Linked DNA regions of Mus musculus: region 2 is linked to region 1. Evidence: chromatin contacts called from ENCODE Hi-C or POLR2A ChIA-PET data. All regions are on one chromosome and are shown on one strand. The core of a region is the stretch at or near the end of the contact, and the rest is flanking DNA. Distances in the headings are between cores, read along the strand shown.

Region 1 (4,612 bases), core at 1,693-4,192:
TGAACAACTGGCTAAATACTGCTCTCCTTTACCAGCGTCCTGACAATGAGAGGAAAGACAAGTTTTGCAGAAAAATGGCTAGACACGCGAACGTGCGTGTAAGAACACGGAGGTACCATATTAAGGTTTATCTGAGTATTTGCATCTGGGATTTTACCAGGCTGGTTCCTGTTAGCACTACAAGCAATAGATGCTCGAGTTCTCCCCTTCCCCTTTCCCGTCTGAAACTTGGGGATAATTATACGTCTTGCTGCTTTGGAGGGATGCTGAGAAGATAAGTGAGATAATATATAGGAAAAGACTTTGAAGTCTTTGGAGGATAAGAGGCTGTCATTATTAAGTCGGAGAGTGTTTATATTTTTCATGTGTCTGCTCAAAGCCTCACAGGTCGTAAGCATAACAGACATTCTTTCCTTCATGCTCCATTCCCAGAAACAAGACGAGCAGGCTTTTCTTCCTCACAGCCCTTCCCTTCTGAATTCTCTCCACAGGACGTTCAGTCACTAACATTTTGATACCTGGGAAGAAAGGGTCGGGAGTACAGCTGTTAACGATAACGATAGCTCCATGCAGATTACAAAGAACTTGTATATCTTCTTTACCACTGTCAATTCTGTTCCAAACGTCACAGTTAAACCCCACCAGAGAGGCCAAGGAACACAGCCTTGAAGGAAGGTCTCTCTCCTCTCTCTCTGTTGCAGACCCAACAGCCTCAGTCTCTCAAGTACTGAGACTAAGGGCATATACTACCACACCTGGCCAACAGGTCCTTATGAGTTCTAAGCCAGCCACGGCTACATAATGAGACTTTGTATAAACAACAAACAAACAAACAAACAAAAAGCCAAACGGGTAGAAGAAATAAACTTTCTTTCTCTTTTAAGGCATTATGACTTGAATGTAAGCTGTCTCCATGGGCTCATGTGGCGAGGTCTTGGTTTTCAGATCATGCACTTTGGGAAGATGCTTGATTTCCAGGGGTTTTGATCTGATCAATTTATTGATCTCTTCAAGGATTCATATGATGGCATTATTAGGAGGAGGTGCAAAGAAGGAGGGGGACCCAGAAGTAGTCAGTGGGAGTTTGTCCTTGGGGGCTATCGCTTGGCCTGGCCCCTTCTTGGGTTCTCCTTCAGCTTCTTGTTTGTCTAAACATCTCTTTTCCACATCGATGTCTTGTGCAAGTAATTATGGATGGAACCCTCCGAAACTTAGAACTAAAATAGCCCCTCCCCCATTGTCTCTGTCTGGCATTTCATCTTGCGATGCAAGATGAAGCAACACAAGAGATTATGTGATTAAGGTCCTACCTTTTCTCCGCCCCCCCTCCCCCCAACTTTTTTTGAGGAAAGAAACAGGTCTTGGAATGCAGAGAGCTGGAGTAGAGTCCTACTCTGTGATGTAGGGAAGTTACCCAAGTGGACCTTCAGTCTTAATACCCCCCAAATCAGTCTGTTCCCTGACTCTGACTTTCCAGTCTGCCCAGCCTTCATCTCCAGTTTCTGCTGCAGCGTTAACTGGGCCAACACTTTCAGAATGCTGTTTGTAGTTAACTATTTTTCTCCTCATTCTCTTCATCCATTTTTTTCCCCTTGCCTTTTTCAGCTCAATATAAACACATACTTGTTCTCCCTCTAACGGGAAAGGAAGTGGGCAATTATTTTTGGTATTCATACAGTCTAAGTCTCAGCATATTAATCTCTTTAGAACAAAGCTGGGAAGGATGACATAGAGAGCTGCTGTGAGGATGGAATTAATACGTTTAAGAGTTTAGTACGGTGCCTGGCTTAAAATGACTGATGATTGCTACTTGCTATAATTTTATTTTCTTAACTTGAATGATACTCACTTATCTATTTATTATTATGACTTAGCTGTGGCTCTGGTTGGAGATGAACTGATAACCCGAGATTCCTTTTCAATTCCTTATCAGCTTGGTTGGTGGCCTGGCAAGAATTTCATACACGATCTCTCTTGTGAAGTTACTTTTGGTAAACTGACAGTAAGTATAAATGAATCACACTCTTTGACAACATTTAACGCGTCTCTGAAATAAGTTTGACAAACAAGCCTACACACACACACACACACACACCCTTGGACACCCCTTTTTGCAAGCCCACATTTCAGAGAATACAGGTGTGTGCCCGGGGCAACAGAAACAGATTACAGAGATGATGATGATGGCTGCCTCCAAGGCGCAGATAAAAGAGGTATCCCCTAGCCAGCTTCAAGGCGCCGGCCCACCTGGGTCAGACTTTGAATTCACCCCATTTTAGGCAGGTAGGAAGAACCTCCCCAAGACTGGCTTTAATCTCCCACCTGTTTTTCTAGTTTTTTTTTTTTTCTTTTCCCTTTCTCATTCTGAATTTTAGGATCCGCATTTCTCCAAACTTGCTTGGATTTGTCTCCCTTGGCTGCTGCAGTGGGGGCTGATTGCTGGGTGGAAGAGGCGGGCCCCGGGATCCATAGGGTGGTCACTAACCCGGACTCCAGAACTAAGGGGTCTCACTTTGCTCTCTCTATATCCACCCAGGCAGTGTGCACGCCCAGCAAAGCGCGATCGGTTCCCGCCAGAGCCACTCCCTTCCCAGGCCACCGGGAAGAGTCGGTCTCCAGGCACCGGCCAGGCGGAGCCGGAGGCCGGCAGGGCGCCCTTGCCCCAGCCTCTTCCTGGTCCCTCGGCGCCACTCCCACCGCCCTCCTCCTGGGTAGCCCAAATTTGCTCGGGGTGCACGTCCTCGGGGCGTGAAGGCGCGGGTCCCCGAGCCTTCCTCCCGCTAAGTGCGTCCCCGAAGCTGCCGCCCGCTGGGGGCTCCAGCGCGGGTCCCCGAGCGGCGGGCGGCGCTGTGGTGCGTCCCTCCGGTCCCCGGGCGCCCGCTGCGCGCTGCCTCCGCCTCCTCCTCCTCCTTGGCGGCGTCGCGTTCCCCCGCCCTCCTTGCTGGGCGGGTGGGAGGCGGCGGCGGCGGCGTGCTGTGCGAGCGCGCGCGAGGGGGGCGGCCGTGAGGAGGCTCCCGGTGCCACCGCGGCGGCCGAGCCACACGGGCAGCGGGCTCGGCGGGGCTGCATCTACCAGCGCTGCGGGGCCGCGAACAAAGGCGAGCAGCGGAGGCGCGAGGTAGGGTGCGCGGCGAGTCGGAGACGCCGGGCGCGGGGTGGTGGCCGGTGGTCGCCCGCATCCCAGTGGTGCGCGCGGGTCGGTCCCCGCGCTTCCCCTTTGGGTCTCCGGGACCTGCCGGGAACGAGCCCCGCGGCCTCTCTCGTCTCTTCCGAAGCCTCTGCCGGGCCTTGGGGCCGCTCTCTCCCCGGACACAGCCGGGTCCCTTCTGCCTCTGGGGTGGCAGTCTCCGGGGACTGTCGCTGAGCTCATCCCCGCGGGGTCGCTAGTCTGCTTCCCGCCGCACTCAGTGGCGCTGACTTTGGCCAACTTAAGGCTGCATCTTTATTTTTCTTTAAGTCCTTGAAAACTTCCACCGATCGGTGTTGGGCAATTTTTTTTTTGTCCTGGATTTGACCTAAAGGGAGGCTGAGAGGAGGCAGCTGGGTGAGATTCCCTGTTTCTGGAGCTACCCGGCCGCAGCCTCAGCTCCTAGGACCATCTCTGTCCCCGGCTGGCGACACCTGGCTCTGGGGTGTGTTTGTGGCGAGCACCACGCCAAGGGGTTGGGGGCTACCTGTGCCCCACCGTGGGAAGAGGGGCGTACCCTGGCTCTCCCCAGAACCGACTAGTCAGGAACAGCTGTTAATGTAGCCTCCAAATCCTTTCACCCCCTCCCCACCTAGGCATCTACATTGGTTGGGGTGGTGGTGGTGGTGGGGACAGCGATGCACCAACTGGCTTCAAATACTCTTTCTCCTGAGGGGGCCGTTTTTCAGATGTACCCAGAGTTTTAAGCCTAGCATTCATTCCATCGTCGAATTTTGGTGAACATTTTACTAGATTTTTCTGAATGGGATTAAGACAAGCGGTTCAGAAATCTGTTTCAGAGTTTGTCAGCCATGCCGGAAAGGGTGATTTTTCTTGTAGCTATTTTCAAGCAGGTTTTGGCTATATCTTTTAGAATTGCCGACCATCAGCTCTGGGGGGTGGGGGGTGGGGGGCCTTAGATAAGATTAAGCTGTCTGTTCTCAGACAGGGAAGACACATATGTATTTAATATTGGGATCATTCACCCAGGGCAAGGCTTCTTAAATGATAACGGTGGCTTAAAAATTGGGAAGGTCGTTGGACTTAAAAGTATTGTTTTAGATAGAGGAAACTTCCAGTCGGTTTTGCTTAGGTTCTCCAATAAGTTGAGAACTTCATTAGGCAGCCGATATCGGTCTTTTATTGCTTTTTCATAAATCCTGTTTATTGCTTGCTAGTTCTTGCTGCCCAGTGAGGTTCTAGATACCTTCAGGGATTAGTAGGGAATCGTTTAAGAAGCCTGTTGTGTTTTTAATTGTTGACTTTGGAGCTCAGAAACCACATTCCAAAGCCAAGCTGGACTATGCAGAGGAAGCACTTTTGTGTACTTTTTGGTTCTTGGCTCCACTGTGAACTTTTCCCTCAGATAACAACAGTCATTTTTCTCTTTCCTCCCCTCTCTCCCCATAACTCCAGAGCAAAGTC
Region 2 (4,784 bases), core at 2,285-4,784, 330 kb before region 1:
CTTTCATTTTAAAGACAGACGTTGCGATGGCTAGTCTTGATTGCCAGCTGGATTGTATTCAGGGATGCCTGGAGACTAATAAAGCACACCCCTGTGGGTCATTGCCAGATCTGATTGGATACTGAAAACTCTAACCTAATCAGGAGGTTAATCCCCTGGCGAATTAGATTTCAATGGCATTTTTGGGAAGTGGTGGAAATTGGGGAAGCTTGAGGAAATAGGTCACTGGGGATATGGCTGTGAAGAGTCCATCATGTCCTAGAACCATCCTACTTTACCTCATCTTCTAGGCTGCCATGAGGCAAGAAACGTTCTCCTACTGCCATTTTCCACCATGATAGACTGCTTTACTACAGACCCAGAAACACAGAGCTGAGCTAAGTGAACATGTGACCACAGGCTTTCCCACCCACACTCAAGTTCCCCAAATAACAACTCTGAGACTGAATTGTATCTTAATAAATGCCTAGGCTATACATGAGGGCCTGTTCCTAATTAGCTTATAACTTAACTTGTTTATTCTGTTCTATGAATGCCACAGGGCTGGTTACCTCTTCTCAGTTTCGTGCTTCTGTCTCCATTAACATTTGGGGCAAATCTCTCCCCTCATCTGACTCTCATCCCAGAATCCTCTCTCCCTGCTGGAATGCCTTCTTCCTATTTCTTGCCGAAGCTGAATAGGCTAACAGCTTTTTATTGACAGCCGCTGCTTCCACACAGTGCACAAGAGATTCTCTCTACATGAATGGAAAACCTGAGCCAAAAGAAATCCCCTTCCCTCTCTCTAAGTTGTTTATCTTGGGTACTGATGTCATCATAGAAATTTCATGTAATATAAAGTTCATTAGCATCACTCCAGATGACAATGCATAAAAAGTATGTAAAATACAGAATAAAACAGACTATCCTCATATGTGTTAATGAGCACCATTAGGTCCACTCAGGGTCTGGATAAAACGAAAGTCTCTTTTTTCTCCTCCTCCTCTTCCTCTTCCTCCTCCTTTTCTCCTCTTGTTCTTTTTCCCTTGCTCTATTCCCTTTCCCCAGCTAGAACTCTCGAGCTTTGTCATCCTTCTATTCCTGTGTTCAGTGATTATAGTTTTCATTTCTAAGGCCCAAAACTCCACTCTAAGCACCAGCATCCTGGATTCCAGAGCTTCAAACTACAGAAGTAGCTTTCTTGAGTTCCCAAGTTGGAGAAAACTGTGGAACTTCTCGACCATCATGTGAACTGAATAGGTGAATAGACAGACAAAATGGACAGACAAAGAATGAATGTCTATGGGCTATTTCCCTGGAGAACCTGTTTACATGGAGGACACACTCTGAGATTATTCAGATTTCCAGCCTTTCTTCTATTGGGCTCCAAGGGGTACACTCAATACCAATACAAAACAAGTAATTAAAAAGATATTACATTTGCATTATAAGAAGAAATAAGCCCTTTCCTCTCCACCATGAAGGGAAGTCAGGGCAGGAACTCAGGAACTCACACTGAAACCTGGAGGCAATAGTTGAAGCAGAGACCACGGTGGAGCACGGGGCTTGCTTTCATGCCTGGTCCAGTCTGCTTTCTGATAGGACCTAGGACCACCTGCCCAGGGGTACCAAAGCCCTCGGGGTGCTGGGTCCTCCCACATCAATCATTAATCAAGAAAATGCCTCACAGACTTGCCTACAGGCAATGTGATAAAGGCATTTTCCCAATTGAGGTTCTTCCCAGGTGACCCTAGGTCAACTTGACCAAAACAAACAAACAAACCAAACCAACAAACAAAAAAAAAAGATAAAACAAAAATAAATGAAACAAATAAATAAAAACAAAAACAAAACAGGATAAGAAAGAGATGTGCTTTAATGTCTTTTTGTAAAAAAAATCTATATTTGATAGAGATTTTGAAATTACATTGTTCAAATAATGTAATTTATAACCAGCCTCAAAGATTAAAGTTTTAAAATTAAATGTAAAAAGAATGGATTCGCTTATTTTAAAGAATCTCGTTTTGTAAATGAGATTATAAAGTAGTTTAAGAGGTGCACTGGTTAGGATTGTGAATGAGATAAAGGTTAGTATGAAAGGTCATATGGAAACAAACATTCTAATCCCAAGTATGGGTTATTGGCTGTTTTCCACACTCTTGTTTCAAACAGCTCTCTAAAGACTTTAGCCTATATTATCACAGTCTTTTCAAGTATTGTTAGGTGTGCTGAAATTCTTTCAGCTGGTGTGAAACATGTACCAGATGAGTACATGAGTGGGGTAGGAGGAGGATGGAGGGAGTGCGACCTTTAGGTCTTTTATTTTCTCTTTCACTCCCGCCCCAGTTACAGCAAGGGAGCAGCTGTGCCCCTGGTTTGAAGTGCTCCTCAAAACCGGAGGAGAAGGCTCAGTGGTGAAGAGTAATACACTGCCCTTGCAGGACACCCACGTCGAGTGGCTCACTGCCACTTATAACTCTATCTCCAGAGAATCCGATGCCTTTTTTTTGCCATCTGTGGGACACGCGCTCACACACACACACACACACACACACACACACACACACACACAAATCTACAAATCTACACTCATATAACTAAAAATAAAATAAGTTTAAAACCAAGGATATGTTCCACAAAATGAGAGTATACAAATTGTGAATAAGGAAGAGAAGGGGAAGGTGGTGGAGGAGTGTGTCTTCCAAACTGTGTTCTTCCTGAGAGTCAGATTCTGATTTTTAAGCTCTGGGTAGAGCCTGACAGTGTGCCTTTTTAAACTGGCTCGGGGTGCTGCAGCTGCTCGTGGTACAGGGCTTACACTAAGCATAGCCAAGATTTGTAAAAACAAAAACAAAAAACGAATTGTATTAGGAATGAAGAACAGAGAAATGAGAAGAGAGAGAGAGAGAGAGAGAGAGAGAGAGAGAGAGAGAGAAAGAGAGAGAGAGAGGATGTGAAGATAAAGGGAAGGAAATGGAGGGAGGTAAAGAAAAGAGAAAAGATAGGTTTACTTAGTGTTAGACAATAGTGCAATAGGAAGGGAAAGGGAAGCCGGGCGGTGGTGGTGCACGCCTTTAATCCCAGCACTCGGGAGGCAGAGGCAGGCGGATTTCTGAGTCAGGACAGCCAGGACTACACAGAGAAACCCTGTCTCGGAAAAAAAAAAAAAAAAAAAAAAAAAAGAGAGAAAGGGATGGAGTGCAAAAAATTAATTCTTTAAATGAGTAGAAACAAAGAAAACGAAAAGGCTGAAGTGAGGCAGCATCTTAAAGCTATCTCTCTTGAGCATATGAGGACGAAGTTTATCGCTCCTTAAGAACCCAAATTCAATAGTCATATAGTCTAGGTTCTAGCGCACGCTGGCGCTAGGCAATGGGCGGGGCCCCGGATGTAGCTCAGGGGGCGGTGCTTGCGTTCGGGGGGGCGGGGCCACCCCAGGTCTGCGGACCGGGCCTTGCGTCCTCCTCCGTCTCAGGGGGCGGAGCCTGGTCTCTAAATTGGCGCCTCTGAGTGGCTAAGCGGCAGCTCGGATTGGCGGCTTTTGAACCCGGAAGCACTAGCGGGCGCTCGGAAGCGGCAGGAGCGCGGGCCTTGGCTCGCTCGCTGCGGCTGCGGGATGGTTGGCGGTGGCGGGAAGCGCCGGACGGCCGGGGCGGGACCGCAGGTAGGCGAGGCGGGATGCGCTGGGTATGGGGACGCTATGGGCCGTGGAGGAGCCGAGGGCCGCCCTGCGGGGCAATGGCCCGGGGAAGTCGTTCCTTTCCAGCGCCAGCCCAGTTCCCACGAAGCTCTGCAGCCAGCGGACGGACCATTCATTCATTCATTCATTCACTCACTCACTCACTCACTCACTCACTCACTCACTCATTCACTTACTAACCAGCTGATGGAAACTGGAGGAGCTGCCAGGGCGGCGAGGCACACGCGAACAAACATTTCACCTTTCGTTTTTTTTTTTGCTTGGGGTTAACGCAGGTGTGTAAAAGAAAATGCTGGAATTAACAAGCCCTGGAGTTATTAAAGACTTTTGTTTAAGACAGTCTCTATGTTGTAGCCCCGGCTGTCCTGGAACTTGATATGTAGATCAGAACTCAATATGTAGCCTCCAAATCACAGAGACCCTCTTGCCTCTGCCTCCAGGACACGAACCACCACTGCCCGGCTACTTTGGTAGCCTGACCTGGAAGTGTAAGGGATACGGGTTCTCAGATGAGTGATAGATTGGCCAGTCTGGACTCTTACATGATTTCATGGGTTCCTTAAGCATACAGTAGCTAATGGGAGAAGTTAAGCAGGGAAACGAACGTTTAACAAAAGTGACACCAGCTATGTTTTAAACTGGGTAGGGTGAGGCGATTGCTAAGGCTTAACGGCCAGTGGATGGCGAACATAGGTATTATTCTCGTTGTGTTGTGTTTTCTCACAACACCAAGTTAAAAATGTGGTTTAAAGAGAACAGCCTTGTCAGGCAGAAGCAATAAGACCAAAAGTTCAGTGTCCTCCTCAGTTACATTACAAGTTCAAGACCAGCCTGGGTTACAATAGACCTGTCTTAAACAAAGTCCAGCTTGATGACGTAGAGAGTAATAGTACTGATGACTTGAATTCAGTCCCTGAAGTCATGTGGAGTTAGGGAAGGGGACAATGTGACCAAATACGTTGTATGTAAAACCACTCCCACAGTTCTGCATCTACCCATTTGGGTGCCTTTTCCTTTTTGCCTAAGCATTTCCTGCCGCTTCTAGTCACTGTGGCTATCACCCTGAAGTTGGAGTTACCCTTGCCTTCTTGTAGAGTTTGTTGTT

What was found. A loop is a pair of places that touch in the nucleus more often than their neighbours do. ChIA-PET counts read pairs that join two places held with the same protein, here RNA polymerase II (POLR2A).
Region 2: a loop to region 1 is called in a map of heart, with 5 times the contacts of the local background. The contact joins the promoter of Hpf1 here to the promoter of Sh3rf1 in region 1. A Hi-C loop is called at or near these places in 1 of 37 maps with a recorded cell type or tissue (heart). POLR2A ChIA-PET finds 5 or more read pairs at or near these places in 1 of 5 experiments (embryonic stem cell).

What each region holds. Positions count from the first base shown.
Region 1 is chr8:61,221,229-61,225,840 of GRCm38, forward strand. It overlaps Sh3rf1 (SH3 domain containing ring finger 1), which reads left to right and starts at 2,943. Exons shown (of 12, transcript NM_021506.2): 1 at 2,943-3,118; 2 at 4,604-4,612.
Region 2 is chr8:60,886,894-60,891,677 of GRCm38, forward strand. Hpf1 (histone PARylation factor 1) reads left to right here and starts at 3,535. Exons shown (of 8, transcript NM_028299.3): 1 at 3,535-3,643. The coding sequence starts at 3,596.